Regions from separate parts of the Homo sapiens genome. Here region 1 is linked to region 2. The links are chromatin loops, found by intact Hi-C in ENCODE. Cell type or tissue: gastrocnemius medialis. All regions are shown on one strand.

The links. Peaks named below come from ENCODE experiments on the same cell type or tissue, not always from the same donor. Only the 100,000 strongest peaks of a DNase experiment are listed, where the experiment ranks them.
Region 1: a loop joins it to region 2, with 2.0 times the contacts of the local background. A loop is called at or near these places in 9 of 110 quality-filtered maps.

What each region holds. Positions count from the first base shown.
Region 1 is chr17:63,747,729-63,755,728 of GRCh38, forward strand. It overlaps CCDC47 (coiled-coil domain containing 47), which reads right to left. Exons shown (of 13, transcript NM_020198.3): 9 at 6,705-6,790; 10 at 5,013-5,071; 11 at 4,592-4,701; 12 at 4,212-4,379. Among named protein-coding and RNA genes, the nearest start is that of STRADA, 9.9 kb to the left of the region's middle. In gastrocnemius medialis, no CTCF peak of the experiment used is centred here; a DNase peak (open chromatin) is centred at 4,276.
Region 2 is chr17:63,801,275-63,809,274 of GRCh38, forward strand. It overlaps DDX42 (DEAD-box helicase 42), which reads left to right. Exons shown (of 18, transcript NM_203499.3): 7 at 3,797-3,901; 8 at 5,261-5,380; 9 at 6,450-6,626; 10 at 7,546-7,674. Among named protein-coding and RNA genes, the nearest start is that of PSMC5, 22 kb to the right of the region's middle. In gastrocnemius medialis, no CTCF peak of the experiment used is centred here; no DNase peak of the experiment used is centred here.

The DNA.
Region 1 (8,000 bases), 54 kb before region 2:
GGATGGAGAAAATAGGGAAGAAAAGAAGAAGTGCAAAGCATATATAGTTCTTCATAGTGCAACAAATTAGGTTTCAAAGGGTGATTTGTAAATTCCTGGTTTGGGAACTATTGACTGTCTTAGGTTTTTTCTTTATTTTTTTTTGAGATAGGGTCTTGCTGTGTCACCCAGGCTGGAGTGCAGTGGCACAATCTCGGGTCATTGTAGCCTCTGCCTTCCGGGTTCAAGCCATTCTCCTGCCTTAGCCTCCCGAGTAGCTGGGATTACAGGCATGTGCCACCACACCCAGCTGATTTTTGTATTTTTAGCAGAGACGGGGTTTCACCATGTTGGCCAGGCTGGTCTCAAACTCCTGACCTCAGGCAATTCACCGACTATGGCCTCCCAACGTGCTGGGATTACAGGCGTGAGCCAATGTGCCTGGCCAGGTTTTTTTTTTTGTTTGTGTTTGTTTTTGAGACAGAATTCTTGCTCTGTTGCCTGGGATGACTCTCCTGCCTCAGCCCCCGGAGTAGGTGGGATTACAGGTGTGTGCCATCATGCCCAGCTAATTTTTGTATTCTTAGTAGAGATGGGGTTTCACCATATTGGCCAGGCTGGTGTTGAACTCCTGACCTCAAGTGATCTACCTGCCTCGGCCTCCCAAAGTGTTAGGATTATAGGCATGAGCCACCGCGCCCGGCCTATCTTAGGTTTCTTTTCAATTTTTTTTTGAGGTGGAGTTTCGCTCTTGTTCCCCAGGCTGGAGTGCAATGGCGCAATCCCGACTCACTGCAACCTCTGCCTCCCAGGTTCGATCCCAATGTCCTCTTCCCATTGTCCCAACCCCTACCTTCACCACATTCACTCTTTTCCCAGCACTATCTATCCCTATCTCCCATATTACATATTACACACATGTGTAAAACTAATGATACACAGAATACAATATCATGTATAAGAAATATTGGCCGGGCGCAGTGGCTGAGGCTGGTGGGCCACTTGAGAGGTCAGGAGTTCGAGACCAGCCTGGCTAATGTGGTGAAACCTCGCCTACACTTTGGGAGGCTGAGGTGGGTGGATTACTTGAGAGATCAGGAGTTCAAGATCAGCCTGGCCAATGTGGTGAAACCTCATCTCTACTAAAAATACAAAAATTAGCCAGGTGTGGTGGCGGGCACCTGTAATCCCAGCTACTTGGGAGGCTGAGGCACGAGAATCACTTGAACCTGGGAGGCGGAGGTTGCAGTGAGCCAAGATTGTGCCACTGCATTCCAGCCTGGGCGACAGAGTGAGTTTGTCTCAAAGAAAAAAAAAAAAAAAAGATAAATATATTTATGCTAGCACATTTAAGAGATATTTATGTTAAGTCAATACACATGAAAAATGTTCAACTTCAAATAATAATTCAAAAAATAGCTGGGCGTAGTGGCTCACGCCTGTAATCCCAGCACTTTGAGAGGCCGAGGTGGGTGGATCACCTGAGATCAGGAGTTCGAGACCAGCCTGACCAACATGGTGAAACCCCATTTCTACTAAAAAATACAAAAATTAGCCGGGCATGGAGGCAGGCACCTGTAATCCCAGCTGAGGCAGGAGAATCGCTTGAACCCAGGAGGCAGAGGTTGCAGTAAGCTGAGATCATGCCATTGCACTCTGCCTGGGCAACACAGCAAGACTATGTCTCAAACAAAACAAAACAAAACAAAACAAGTGGGATACCATTTCCCCACTACCAGAATAAGGAAAAAAAAAAAAAAAAAAGACCTGGCACGGTGGCTCACGCCTGTAATCCCAGCACTTTGGGAGGCTGAAGCAGGCGGATCACGAGGTCAAGAGATTGAAACTATCCTGAACATGGTGAAACCCCATCTCTACTAAAAATACAAAAATTAGCTGAGCATGGTGGCATGTGCCTGTAGTCCCAGCTACTAGGGAGGCTGAGGCAGAAGAATCGCTTGAACCCGGGAGGTGGAGGCTGCAGCGAGCTGAGATCGCGCCACTGCACTCCAGCCTGGTGAAAGAGCGAGACTCTGTCTCAAAAAAAAAAAAAAATTAATAACTAGTTTTTGAAAAGATGTGAGTGAAGAGGAGCTCTCTGGCTGGGCACAGTGGCTCACACCTGTATTCCCAGCATATTGGGAGGCCGAAGCGGGAGGATGGCTTGAGCCCAGGAGTTCGAAGCTGCAGCGAGCTACGATTTTGCCACTGTACTCTAGCCTGGGCAACAGAGTGAGACCCTGTCTCAAAAATAAAAATAAAAATAAATTAAAAGAAAAAAAGGAGCTTTCATATCATATACTGGTAGAGGGGGTTGGGTGGGTTGTTCTATTGAGTTCACCAGATCTTTTTACAAGGTGCCCAGACCAGATACTATAAAGTGGTAGTTCAAAAAAATTAAATGATTTACATCGACAAGAAGCTTACAATCTGACTCAGGTTAAGTTTCAGGCCCCCTCTTCCTTTAACTCATTATAGTTTCAAACCTTAGAAAGAAATGTAGAACTTCCTTTTATAGAAAAATGAAAGGCATTACCTATTAATGATTCCTCTGTAGATTCTTCACATGTACATAAAAAGCCATATTTATTTATAAAGAAGACTGCATAAACACAGAGCTACATTTTCAGGGGAAAAATACCTATCACTAAACCAAGTCAAATAAAACAAAAAAATGATAAAAGGGGTAAGATGATGATGACAGGCCTGCAGTATCCTGGGCAGTTCACTCAACAGCATTAATGACACTGCTGTCAAATGCAGGCCCGCACAGCAGCTCACATTTTCTTGGACACGTGACCCCTTTGCTCCTAAGAATATTCTTCAATTATCTCAAGATTATTCTTACTAAAATTCACATCTTTCAGAACTTTGTCCTCTCCCTTTTTTTTTTTTGAGACAGGGTCTCCCTCTGTCACCCAGGCTGGAGTGCAGTGGCTCGATCCCTGCTCACTGCAACCTCTGCCTCTCAGGTTCAAGCAATTCTCCTGCCTCAGCCTCCTGAGTAGCTGGGATTACAGGCACGCGCCACCACGCCCAGCTGATTTTTTTGTTTGTTTTTAGTAGAGACGGGGTTTCAGCATGTTGGTCAGGCTGGTCTCGAACTCCTGACCTTGTGATCCTCCCGCCTCAGCCTCCCAAAGTGCTGGGATTACAGGCGTGAGCCACCACGCCCGGCCTGTCCTCTCCCTCTTTTTTTTTTGGCTGCCCAGGCTAGAGTGCAGTGGTGTGATCATAGCTCACTGCAGCCTCAATCTCCCAGGTTCAAGTAATCCTTCCACTTCAGTCTCCCAAGTAGTTGGGACTACAGGTATGCACCACTATGCACAGCTAATTTTTTTTTTTTTTTACTAGTAGAGACAAGGTCTCATGATGTTGCCCAGGCTTGTTTTGAACTCCTGGGCTCAAGCAATCTGCTTGCCTTAGCCTCCCAAAGTGCTGGGATTACAAGCGTGAGCCACTGCACCTGGCCTTTGTTCTCTTTCTTGACCAGCATTTACAAGGTCTAAAATTTAGAGCTGAGTGGCGCACACCTGTAGTCCCAGCTACTTGGGAGGCTGAGGCAGGAGAATGGCTTGAACCCGGGAGGCGGAGACTGCACTGAGCCAATATTGCGCCATTGCACTCCAGCCTGGGTGACAGAGTGAGACTCCATCTCAAAAAAAAAAAAAAAAAAAAAAAAAAAAAAAAAAAAAAATTTAGAGCTGGACTATGGCATCTTATTTCAGAAACACATCAGATCATACCGAGCTTTCAAATATAACATACTATACCCAAAAAGCTTTTGAGTTTGAGATTCTAGTTAGGTAAAAAACAGAAAACAAAAATACAAACAAAAATATTGGAAATCTCTAATTCTATAATCAGATTTTAAATTTTACATAGCAAGTTTATTTAGATAATAGGGCGCATGTGCTGCCTTCTATTAAAATTTCTAACTTCTTTCTACCAAAGTGTTTGGCTCGAAAACTGATAATGGAATTTTCAAAATGAAATTGTGCTGGGGGAACAGGATAATACTGATAATTTTTCACGTTCACAGACTCAGTGTGGCACGGCTTGAACAGGAAGGATTATTTATTCTTCTTTATAGTGTTATCAATTGATACAATGTCCCAAATGTTGAGAAAATGCTAAACTTTTAGCCTACAAAGATTACCTTAACAACCAACAGAACACAAGCAGTCATCCTTACAAATCGTAGTTTTACCCCAGTGATAAGTTTGTCTAACCTCCAGCCTGCGCTGTTTCTCAGGATCTTCCTCATTCATGATTCGCTCCTTCTCTGCTCTTTTTTTCTCCTCCCGCCGAGACTGTGCTGCTTCCTGTCTTTGCACATGTGTCAGTTTCAAGAAGTTCTCTTCTACTCGGGCACGGTTCTTATCTGCTTTTTGTTTGCCCTTCCCCAAGAAACAAAGTATTTCATAAGAAATCCATTTCTAGTCAACAGCAACAAAATCCCGTTTAGCATTCTTTCATAAAACTACTCCCATTTGGCACTTCTAAATCAACTAGCAAAAATTCAGTCACTGAAATCATTGATAGCTGCCCTCCCCCTTGAGAAGAAACAAAAAAAGGTGCCAATTTATATAATACAGGCATTGGGTCTTACTTCTCTGTTGAGTCGGAACTTTTTGGCTTTATCAATAGAATAAATCACCATGTTCATCAGGGGTAGCAGTGCCTCCATATCCTTTGGGTAAGTGTTACCTGAGCCAGGCACTGGAAAACAAAGCCATTTTTCCTACTGAGTTAATGGTAGCATTAATATTTCCAGGTCACCCAACTCTTTTTTTTTTTTAATCTTAAGAGACTCATTTCTCTAAGTTTGTTAGGCAGTTAAAATGCAGCAGAAAATATAAATTAAAATATATAATAGGTAATTTCTTCTTGAAGAAATCTGGAAATCAGTAAGCAAGCACAGGCTTATAGTTTTGACGTAGTTTTAAAGCTATCATTTAGGAGGAAACAATACTCTCCTTAAGGTCATCTCAGAGAAGACTAAGAACCCAGAAAGGACCCAGAATACTTACCATTAAATGTAAACAACAGTGTCCTCTTAGTGTCAGGTAGCTTTAAAGGCTGACCTTCCCTGTCATAAAAGAAAAGGCAATTAAGAAGGAATACAAGAAAGATGTTTTCCATGTACACAAGTCACCCAATACACTTAGATGAACAGATACCTGCACATAATCAGCACAGTATTTGGCTTGGCATACCCAAGTCAAATATAATGAAGGAGCTTTACAGGTCATCTGGTCCACTCGTCTATCTGATGGATGCATTCTCAAGTGATCTTTATCCTATATTTGAACACCTCCAGTGATGTTCCCTCCAGGCAAGGGTATATTCCATCTCACCTGGGGAGCCAGAAATGAGCCTATATTTAAGTATGAGGCCCATATTTTAGATACATTTTTGCTTATTTTGATGCATTTTTATGTTTTATTTCCAACTCCTATTCTATCTTCCTATAACAAGGCATCTTATTATCTTATTTTTGAGTTAGGCTCAGAGTAAATTTAGGGATAATCTACTACAGCATATATAATTTAGTTCTGTCATTGAAGATTCCTTTGTAATCTCTGCCTATATGAATCCTTTGACTATCAATTGCCCTCCATCTCATATTTAAAAGGCATGATGAATGCTACAATGTGAAACACTGTCCTCAGTGCCACTGAGTTGAGCAAGACAAGGATGATGCAGCACTATCTAGAGGCATAAGGACCTGAGTAATCTTAGTATACAACTAAAATCCAGATTGGCTTGAATTGTGCTCAACTCCACAGCCTATCAGAGGGTAGTCTTTAACTAAAAATTTAGTCAGAACCAGTTTCAAACCGAGCATAAAGGTAAATAAATATGCTCTCCTGAGACAGGCTGTGAATTCAAAGAACAAATCCAAGTCCTGAATATGTACTCCTGAACAGTATTACTATAAAGCTAGAAACCCTATGGACATTGTGGGCTTCTATGCTAGGAAAGGATACAATCACTTAACTATTCAAAGAGGGAAGCCAGAAAAGGCCATAAATTACAAAACACACAGATTTGTAATCAGACATAAGTCAAACATCACACACAAATTATTATCATAAAAAAAAAGAACCTATGGACTGGGGCATGGTGGCTCACGCTTATAATTCCAGCACTTTGGGAGGCCAAGGCAGGTGGATCACGAGGTCAGGAGTTCGAGACCAGCCTGACCAACATGGTGAAACCCCATCTCTACTAAAAATACAAAAATTAGCCGAGCGTGGTGGTGCACGCCTGTAATCCCAGCTACTCAGGAGGCTGAGACAGGAGAATTGCTTGAACCCGGGAGGCGGAGGTTGCAGTGAACCAAGATTGTGCCACCGCACTCCAGCCTAGGCAACAGAGTGAGACAGCGTCTCAAACAAACAAAAAACAAAACAAAACAAAAAAACCCACTGCATTTTATTAGTACCAGCCATTCTGTAAGATTCCCAACCATCTCACTGAGTCAGTGGCACAAACATGCAGGGACACATACAAACTGGGATAGGGGAGGCTCATTTCTCTCCCATAGGTTTACAATGACCTCTTATGATGCATGCAGTCAAAGCAAAGGAAAATGTGGAGGCCTGTCACCAACTTCCTTCACACATTTGGTAAGGGATATTGCAGAAGCACCTTACAGGTGTTTCAACACAGAAAGCTAGTGAGGAAAATTAATTTCAACAATTTTATCTTATACGTACTCTTGCATAATTTTTGGACCAGAGAACTGGTCTGAAAAATGAACAGATTCAATCTTGTCAGCATAGTGTGTAAGAAAGTGAACCATCTGAAAAAAAGAAAATAATATTTTTTAAAAGCAAGGTTTAATGCATTTCCCTTTTTTTCCTAAAGATATTCACTCTTTGAGATGGTGCAACGGCTCACACCAGTAATCCCCGCACTTTGGGAGGCAGGTGGATTACTTGAGGCAAGGAGTTTGAGAATTTGAGATCAGCCTGGCCAACACAGTGAAACACCGTCTCTACTAAAAATACAAAAAAATTAGCCGGGCATGGTGGCATGTGCCTGTAACCCCAGCTATCCAAGAGGCTGAGGCACGAGAAGCGTTTGAACCCGGGAGGTGGAGGTTGCCGTGAGCAGAGACCACGCCACTGTACTCCGGTCTGGGCGACAGAGCAACACTCTGTCTCAAAAAAAAGAAAAAAAAAAAAAAAGAAATTCACCTTTCAATCCTTACTTTTATACAATGTCCTTCATTAAGACCAAAGCGTGTTCATTGCTTTTTATTTATTTTTTGTGACAAGGTGTTGCTCTCTTACCCAGGCTAGAGTGCAGTGGCACAATCATAGCTTACCATAGCCTTAATCTCCTGGGCTCAAGTGATCTTCCTGCCTCAGCCTCCTGAGTAGCTGGGACTAAAGGAACACACAACCACACCTGGCTAATTTTTTTATTGTAGAGACAGGGTCTCACTATGTTGCCCAGGCTAGTCCTGAATCCCTGGACTCAAGTGATTCTCCTGCCTCCGCCACCCAAAGTGTTGAGATTACAAGTGTGAACCACAGCGCGCGGACAAGGCTAAAGCTTTTTAAAAATTAAATTTCAATAAGATAGGGAATCTCTTTAGAATTAAAGTAGTACTCCAGGCTGGGTGCAGTGGCTCATGCCTGTAATCCAAGCGCTTTGGGAGGCCAAGGTGGGTGGATCACTTGAGGCCAGGAATTCCAGACCAGCCTGGCCAACACAGCGAAACCCCATCTCTACTAAGAAAAAAAAAAAAAAAAAAAAAGTAGTACTCCTTTTTAGTCATACCAATGATTAAGATTCTTTTCGAGCAGCTAAAAATATTTCTCAAAATAATGGTCGAAACAAGAATGAAAGCATAAAGATAACACCTAAAATAATTTCAGGGGATCCTTTATAAACATGTCACCTTGAACTTACATTTATAACCATCTCTGAGTTATCCTGTATTCTTATGATACTAAGATCTGTTACCATTACACAACCAATAGAAAGAAATGGCTCTCTCAGCC
Region 2 (8,000 bases):
GAGCTCCTGACCTCAGGTGATCCCCCTGCCTCGGCCTCCCAAAGCGCTGGGATTACAGGCGTGAGCCACCGCACCCAGCCTTGACATCTTTCTTTCAAACTGGGAACGTTTTGGCCTGTGTTTACTGTTTTTGTTGTTGTTGCTATATTGCCCAGACTGGCCCCAAATCCCCTGGCTCAAGTGATCCTTTCACTTCAGCCTCCTGAGTAGCTGGGACTACAGGTGCACACCACTGTACCTGGCATGCCTTTATTTTTTTGTTTATTTTTTTTCCAGACGAAGTCTTGCTCTATTGCCCAGGCTGGAGTGCAGTGGCGCAATCTTGGCTTACTGCAGCCTCTGCTTCCCAGGTTCATTTTTAGTAGAGATGGGATTTTACCACGTTGGCCAGGCTGGTCTCGAACTCCTGACCCCAAGTGATCCACCCACCTTGGTCTCCCAAAGTGCTGGGATTACAGATGTGAGCCACTGCATCCGGTCACATTTGTTTTTTTAATTGCTATAAATTTTTACTGTTGGTCCTAGATCTGGGGCAGATGAGAGGCTGTTTCTTCACAGTGGAGCCAGTAATTACAGGATCCTTAAGGAATGAGGACATCGGTATACCCACTTGAAAAAATATCAGTGTTTCATCCAGGTTAAATATCAGCCGAGATCTCACATACACTAATGATTCTAGATCTGGAGCAGTGGTTCTCAGTGTGGACCAAGAACCCCTTTCAGGGAGCCTACAGAGTCCAAACACTTTTCATTATACCAAGATTGTTTTCCTTTGTTACTGCATCAACATTTACATTGTTGGTGTAAAAGCAGTGATAAGTAAAACTGCTGATGCCTTAGCATGAATCAAGCCAGTGGCACCAAACTGTTCTAGTAGGCGTATTCTCTGTTCTCAGACCATTGCAGTTAAAAAGAAAAAAAAAGGCCAGTTTCACTCAAGAATGCCCTGAACAGTAAAAATTATTAAAGTCGTGACCCTTGAGCTACATGTCTTTTTATTCTGTGTGATAAAATGGGAAGTACGCATAAAGCATTTCTGTTGCATACCAAAATATGATAGCCATTTCAAGGAAAAGCACTTATGTGTTTGAGTTGTAAGGTGAACTAGCTACTTTTTTTCATAGAACACCACTTTCACTGGACAAAATCAATGACATTTCAAGGAAAACAATTGAAAGTGTTTATTACCCATGATAGACATTCAAGCTTTCGGCCAGACGCAATGGCTCACGCCTGTAATTTCAACACTTTGGGAGGCTGAGGCGGGTAGATCGCTTGAGCTCAGGAATTTGAGATAAGCCTGGGCAACTTGGTGAAACTCCATCTAAATTTTGTTTTTTAATAACAAAATTCAGGCTGGGTATGGTGGCTCATGCCTGTAATCCCAGCACTTTGGGAGGCCGAGGCGGGTGGATCACCTGAGGTCAGCAGTTTGAGACCAGCCTGACCAACATGGAGAAACCCCATCTCTACTAAAAATACAGAATTAGCCAGGCATGGTGGTGCATGCCTGTAATCCCAGCTACTCGGGAGAGTGAGGCAGGAGAGTCACTCAAATCCAGGAGGCGGAGGTTGCAGTGAGCCGAGATCATGCCATTGCACTCCAGCCTGGGCAATAAGAACAACACTCCATCTCAAAAAAAAAAAAAAATTCAAGCTTTCAAGCAAAAATTAGAATTTGGAAAACTTACATCTACCACAGTAGGCTTGACAGCTTTTCAGTACTTAAAGACCATTGTGACAAAATTGATGGTGATATTAGTAACTGATTTTTAATATAATGAAATGTGTTAACATTTGGATGATCTGTATATAACCTCAGTGAACCAATATTTTCCAAATGATCAATGTATGACATTACAAAGTCAAGCATGAATAAAAGCTCAACTCAAAATACATGATAAATAAATGGATTATAATGTAACAGAGTGTGAAAACTTCAGTAATATGGTTTCAGATTACACAATGAAAATAACTTTTAGGAAATGACCACTTGTCAAGTTTTAGTGTAAAATAAAAAGTATCTGAAAAGGGCTGGGTGCGGTGGCTCATGCCTGTAATTCCAGCACTTTGGGAGGCCAAGGTGGGCAGATCACTTGAGGGCAGGAGTTTGAGACCAGCCTGGCCAACATGGTGAAACCCCCGTCTTTGGGATTGGTGGCAGGCATCAGTAATCCCAGTTACTCAGGAGGCTGAGGCAGGGGAATCACTTAAACCTTGGAGGAGGAGGTTGCAGTGAGCTGAGGTTGTGCCACTGCACTCCAGCCTGGGAGACAGAGCAAGACTCCATCTCAAAAAAAAAAAAAAAAAAAGGTATCTGAAAAGGCTACTAAAATACTGTCCTCTCTTTTTCAACTACGTATTTTTCCTTTGCTTTTTTTTCTTTTTTTGAGATGGAGTCCTGCTCTGTCGCCCAGGCTGGAGTGCAGTGACGCAACCTTGGCTCACTGCAACCTCCTCCTCCTCCCGGGTTCAAGAGATTCTCCTGCCTCAGCCTCCCGAGTAGCTGGGACTACAGGTGTGTGCCACTACGCCCGGCTAATTTTTGTATTTTTGGTAGAGACGGGCTTTCACCATGTTGGCCAGGCTGGTCTTGAACTCCTGACCTCAAGTGATCCATCGGCCTCAGCCTCCCAAAGTGCTGGGATTACGGGTATGAGCCACTGCTCCAGGCCTGGAGGCAAGAATTTCTTATAGGCTTAAATAAAACCAACCTATTGCAATAATTTGAATATAGTAGGAGCTATTTAAGTCGACATTAATAAAGAGATTTGTGAAAATACAATAGTGTCACTCTTCTTCCAATTTTTTTTATGTATCCAGAACTATGATTTTTTTTTTTAACTACCTATAGAATGCTTATATTTTTCTTAAAAAATAAGTTTAAGAACCAGGCATGGTGGTGCATGCTTGGAGTCCCAGCTACTGGAGAGGCTGAGGCAGGAGAATCACTTGAGCCCAGGAGTTTGAGTCTAGCCTGGGCAACATAGCAAGACCCTGTCTCTGAAAAAAAAAATAGTTTATAAAAAATAATTTAGCCAAATTGATAGGTGGTGATGTGCTTATGTTTTGTATACCTACTACACTAAGCTATGAAAAGAATAATAGAAGTGACTACTACTTTCTGGAATTGGAAATTCTTGGCCATACATTTTTTAAAAGTTATAAACAACTCCATGTTTTTAAACAGAATAGAACTCCCTCTAAAAGCAGAGCTATCTCCAAAATAAATATTAGGAGTGTTTTTAAATGCTTAGAGCTAGGTTAAACAGCTTTATTCAAAACATATTTAAATGTTATATGGTGAAATATCTTCTCTGTCCTCTGAGGTCTTTGGCATTATAGAGAGATTCCTTAGTCTGCTTCAATGTTGTTCAAATTCGAGGTTTCCTTAAGAGTCTCTTTAGGAAGTAGGTTGGTGTTAGGCTAGGCACAGTGGCTCATGCCTGTAATCCCAGCTACTTGGGAGGCTGAGGTGGCGTGAGAATTGTTTGAACCGGGGAGGTGGAGGCTGCAGTGAGCCAGGATCGCACCACTGCACTACAGCCTGGGTGACAGAGCGAAACTGTCTCAACCAATAAAAGAAGTAGGTTGGTGTTTATATTGAAAATAGGAACAGAAAACAAACTAGCTATACTTTTTAGGATCTAAGCTGAGAATAAATTAATTTTTTTGCTTTCTCTAGCTGGAATGGCTTTACTTGTGTAAAATTTGGAAAAGATTATTTTGCAATAAAATCAAACTTACAGAATTGACTCTTGAATTCTAGACTAACTTTGAATAATTGGACCTGCAGATTGACTATCCACCATTTGAAAAAAACTTTTACAATGAGCATGAAGAGATAACCAACCTCACTCCACAGCAGTTAATAGATCTCCGGCATAAGCTCAATCTTCGGGTAAGCATCATTAAGCTCAATATTCTTAATATTAATGTTAATTAGTCCAGATTTAGTATTATTGGTTATCTAAACTAATAACCTTGAATTTCTTTTCTAATGGTCTCTGAACTGTCTTTGCCAGAGTAATTATTATATCCCTTCTGTTCATGTCTCTTAATTTGATTGTTTTAGTCTTCTAGATGCTGTTTTAGGATAGGATCATTTTCTTGTTTCATATTTCAGTCAGTTTTATATGTTCTGTGCTGGATGGGCTAGTGATGAAGGGTGGGAGTCCCCATCTAAAGGAAGAGGAAACAAAAGGAATAGATGTTAACAGATGATATCTTAGAATATTTTGAAATGAAGATAAACTTGTCTGTCAAATTACATATAGTATGCTTTATTTTAAAAATTAGAATAAACTAATACCTTTTAAAAATATGCATGTACTAATTTCAGAATGGTTTAAACTGCCTACCAGAAAGTTTTGGGCTGCACATTGGCTACATTGGTTTAAGGTGCTGATAGATGGTAAATGAAACACACAGAAAAAATATGCTATGCTATCTACTCTAATATAGACAACTTTCTCGCCTGTGTGCACCTTATCAGTTGCTACACGATGTTTAAACTCCTGTTTTCCAGGAGGGGTGTGTATTTGTGTGTGTACACTTGTCTGTTTTCCAAGAGGTTACTCATCTCCCCAGTGACCCAAGAAAAATTTTAAGTAAAACCCCTGAAATCCTGATTGGAAATATCAACATCACCAGAGAAGCATTGAAAGGTTACCACTTTGGGGGACAAAATGGAGATTATAAGCCCCATTCTTCACCTAGGTGCAGTTTGAACAGGGCTTGACAGTGGCTGGACCATCACTAAGTGAGACTTTAATTCATCAAGCATAACTGAAAATGGAGGCAGTAGATTATATCTTGGTAGCCAGCATGTGTAGACTTGTCTTATTTGGAGCCCACTTGGAATTTTCATTTCAAGAGTAAGATACATTAATTTTTTTCTACCATCTGGTTAATACTTAATGCAAAATGGCAAAAGAACAGTTATGGCTTCCCAATTCATTGAACAATTTTTTTTCCGTTTTATTTGTTATGAGAAAATTAATTTTGAGTTAAGAAATTTTTAATCATTTAAAATTGTATGACAATTATCTTGGGAATATTTATCATGGAGTTTTTAATATGAGGTTTATATTTGTTACCATTTGAGGTTTTTCCTTTTCATTGTATGATTTTGGCTTACAGACTTGTATTTTTACTTCATACTCCAGCTAAAATGCTAGATCCAGGTAAGTATTGTTGAACTTCAAATGCTGTTAATGTTGAAGTACAAGTCATTCTGGGGAGTTGTCTCTATCTCTAGGTCTCTGGTGCTGCACCTCCTAGACCAGGAAGTAGCTTTGCTCATTTTGGGTTTGACGAACAACTTATGCACCAGATTCGGAAATCTGAATACACACAGCCCACTCCAATACAGTGCCAGGTAAGTAAAACATAATGAAAGAAAAATAAAGTAGGGTAGTCTTTCATGACTATATTAATTTAAAAACAAATCACAGCAGTAAAACAGTGTTTAGTGTAGAACCTTGTTGATAAGGATAGAGGTATTTATCACTCTTAAGAAGTCACTAAATGGCTGACAAATATTCTTTTGTATCTGATACGTATGTTGAAAATATGATATGAAGAAAATAATTTATTAGGCCTAAACCTAACCAAAAAGGTTCGTATATAGACAAATTTAGCACTGTCAATGACTAGAATTCCTTCGTTCGTCACTTGAAAATTCTCATTCATTACTGAAAGTTTTAGCTTCTTTTTCCCATTTATATATGGGATTTATTTATTCTTATGCAGAACATTCTCATTTTCTGTATATGAATGAGATAGTCTGTACCTTCTTAAGGGGGGAAAATTTTTAAAATTTTAGCAACCCTTCATTATAAATTGCAATTTTTCTGTTTTGTTTTTGTTTTTGTTTTTTTTGGGGACAGAGTCTCACTCTGTTGTCCAAGCTGGAGTGCAGTGGCGCGATCTTGGCTCACTGCAATCTCTGCCTCCCAGGTTCAAGCAATTCTCCTGCCTCGGCCTCCCAAGTAGGTGGGATTACAGGCGCACGCCAGCACACCTGGCTAATTTTTTGTATTTTAGTTGAGATAGGGTTTCACCGTGTTGCCCAGGCTGGTCTCGAGCTCCTGAGCTCAGGGAACCTGCCCACCTCGGCCTCCCAAAGTGCTGGGATTACAGGCGTGAGCCACTGCCCGGCCTTGATTTTTCATTTCTGTATTTTAAACAAAATGGAGTTGTTTCTGTTCTGTAAGTGGTGGCTGATATCCACGTAATGAGAATGATGTCATTTCCTATAAATCAAGAAGTTAATGAGAATGTTGGATATTGATATTTCTATTTCACAACCAGTATGCATAGCACCAGGTATGTTTTGTTCCATTGCAAATAAAAATGTTAGTAGTCATTTATCATTCCCCAGGATTTGCTTCAGTACATCTTTAGAATTGAAATTTTAGAGTGGTTATATTTTACTTTTTCTCCAGGGTGTGCCTGTGGCATTAAGTGGTAGAGACATGATTGGTATTGCCAAAACAGGTAGTGGGAAAACTGCAGCCTTCATTTGGCCCATGTTGATTCATATAATGGACCAGAAGGAGTTGGAACCAGGTGATGGACCAATTGCAGTGATTGTGTGTCCTACCAGGGAGCTTTGCCAGCAGGTATGTGCTTTCTATAGAATGCCTCCTTCCATATGTGGACTAGCAAGGGACCAGCCAGTCAAGTGAGGTAGAATGACCAGGAAACTTTTTTTTTTAATTGTGATAAGATACACACAAAATTGATTATCTTAACCATTTTTAATGTACAGTTCAGTGGCATTAAGTATATTCACAGTGTTGTGCTACCAGGAAACTTTTGGAAAGTATTATGTGTTAAATATTTTCTATATAACCAAATACATATTTTCCCCTAAAAACTACTGTTTTTATTTATTTTTATTTATTTGCTTTTTTTGAGACAGAGTCTCACTCTTTTGCCCAGGCTGGAGTGCAGTGGTGTGATCTCAGCTCACTGCAACCTCCACCTCCCAGTTTCAAGCAATTCTCCTGCCTCAGCCGAGAGGCTGGGATCACGGGCACACGCCACCACACCTGGCTAATTTTTTTATTTTTAGTAGAGACGGGGTTTCACCATGTTGGCCAGGCTGGTCTCAAACTCCTGACCTCAAGTGATCTGCTTGCCTTGGCCTCCCACAGTGCTGGGATTACAGGTGTGAGCCACTGTGCCCGGCCAGAACTACTTTTTTTAAGAGGAAAAGCCTATTGTGATATGGGGATTGTTTGTATTATAAGCTGACAGTTTTTCTGTAGGATGAGTTCATTTTATCTTGGTAGAAAAGCAGTGACAGGATCAGGAAGAGAAGGGGGTAAAATGAATAAAAGATTTTAGATAATCTGTTGAGATGCAATAATGGTATTCCATTCATTTATACCTTTATGAATAAAATCGTGGTTTTAAAGTATGTTCTAGGTTTCGATTTTTTATGACATCACATTCTGTTTTTCAGAACTTCGTTTGGGTTGTGACAGGTATTTGTTAGTGTCACAGTTTGTTAATATATTATTCACAACTTTGTAGATCCATGCAGAATGTAAGCGGTTTGGAAAAGCATATAATCTTCGATCAGTGGCCGTATATGGAGGAGGGAGTATGTGGGAGCAGGCCAAGGCCCTTCAGGAGGGGGCAGAGATTGTTGTGTGTACCCCAGTAAGTATGCCTTGTGTTTAAATGGCTTCTCAGCCTCCCTCGGTATGGAAAACATGATTAGTTTTGCAGAGAATTTCCCCTAAAGTGTGGTAAAAGCAGGGTTGAAAATATACTGATGAACGGCAGGCTGTGGTTTTAATTTTGATTGGTGGCTAAATTAGCAGTTCAGTGAGAGTCTCTGTGACATATAGGCTAGTAGCTACAAATTCCCCTCTATGTCAAATAGTTTTTCTTATACTCTCCCACAAAATGATTGCCAAGTTCATCAAGAATCAGAAAGATACATATGGTCAGAATAGCCTAGAAGAGTGTAGTTTAAACATTGA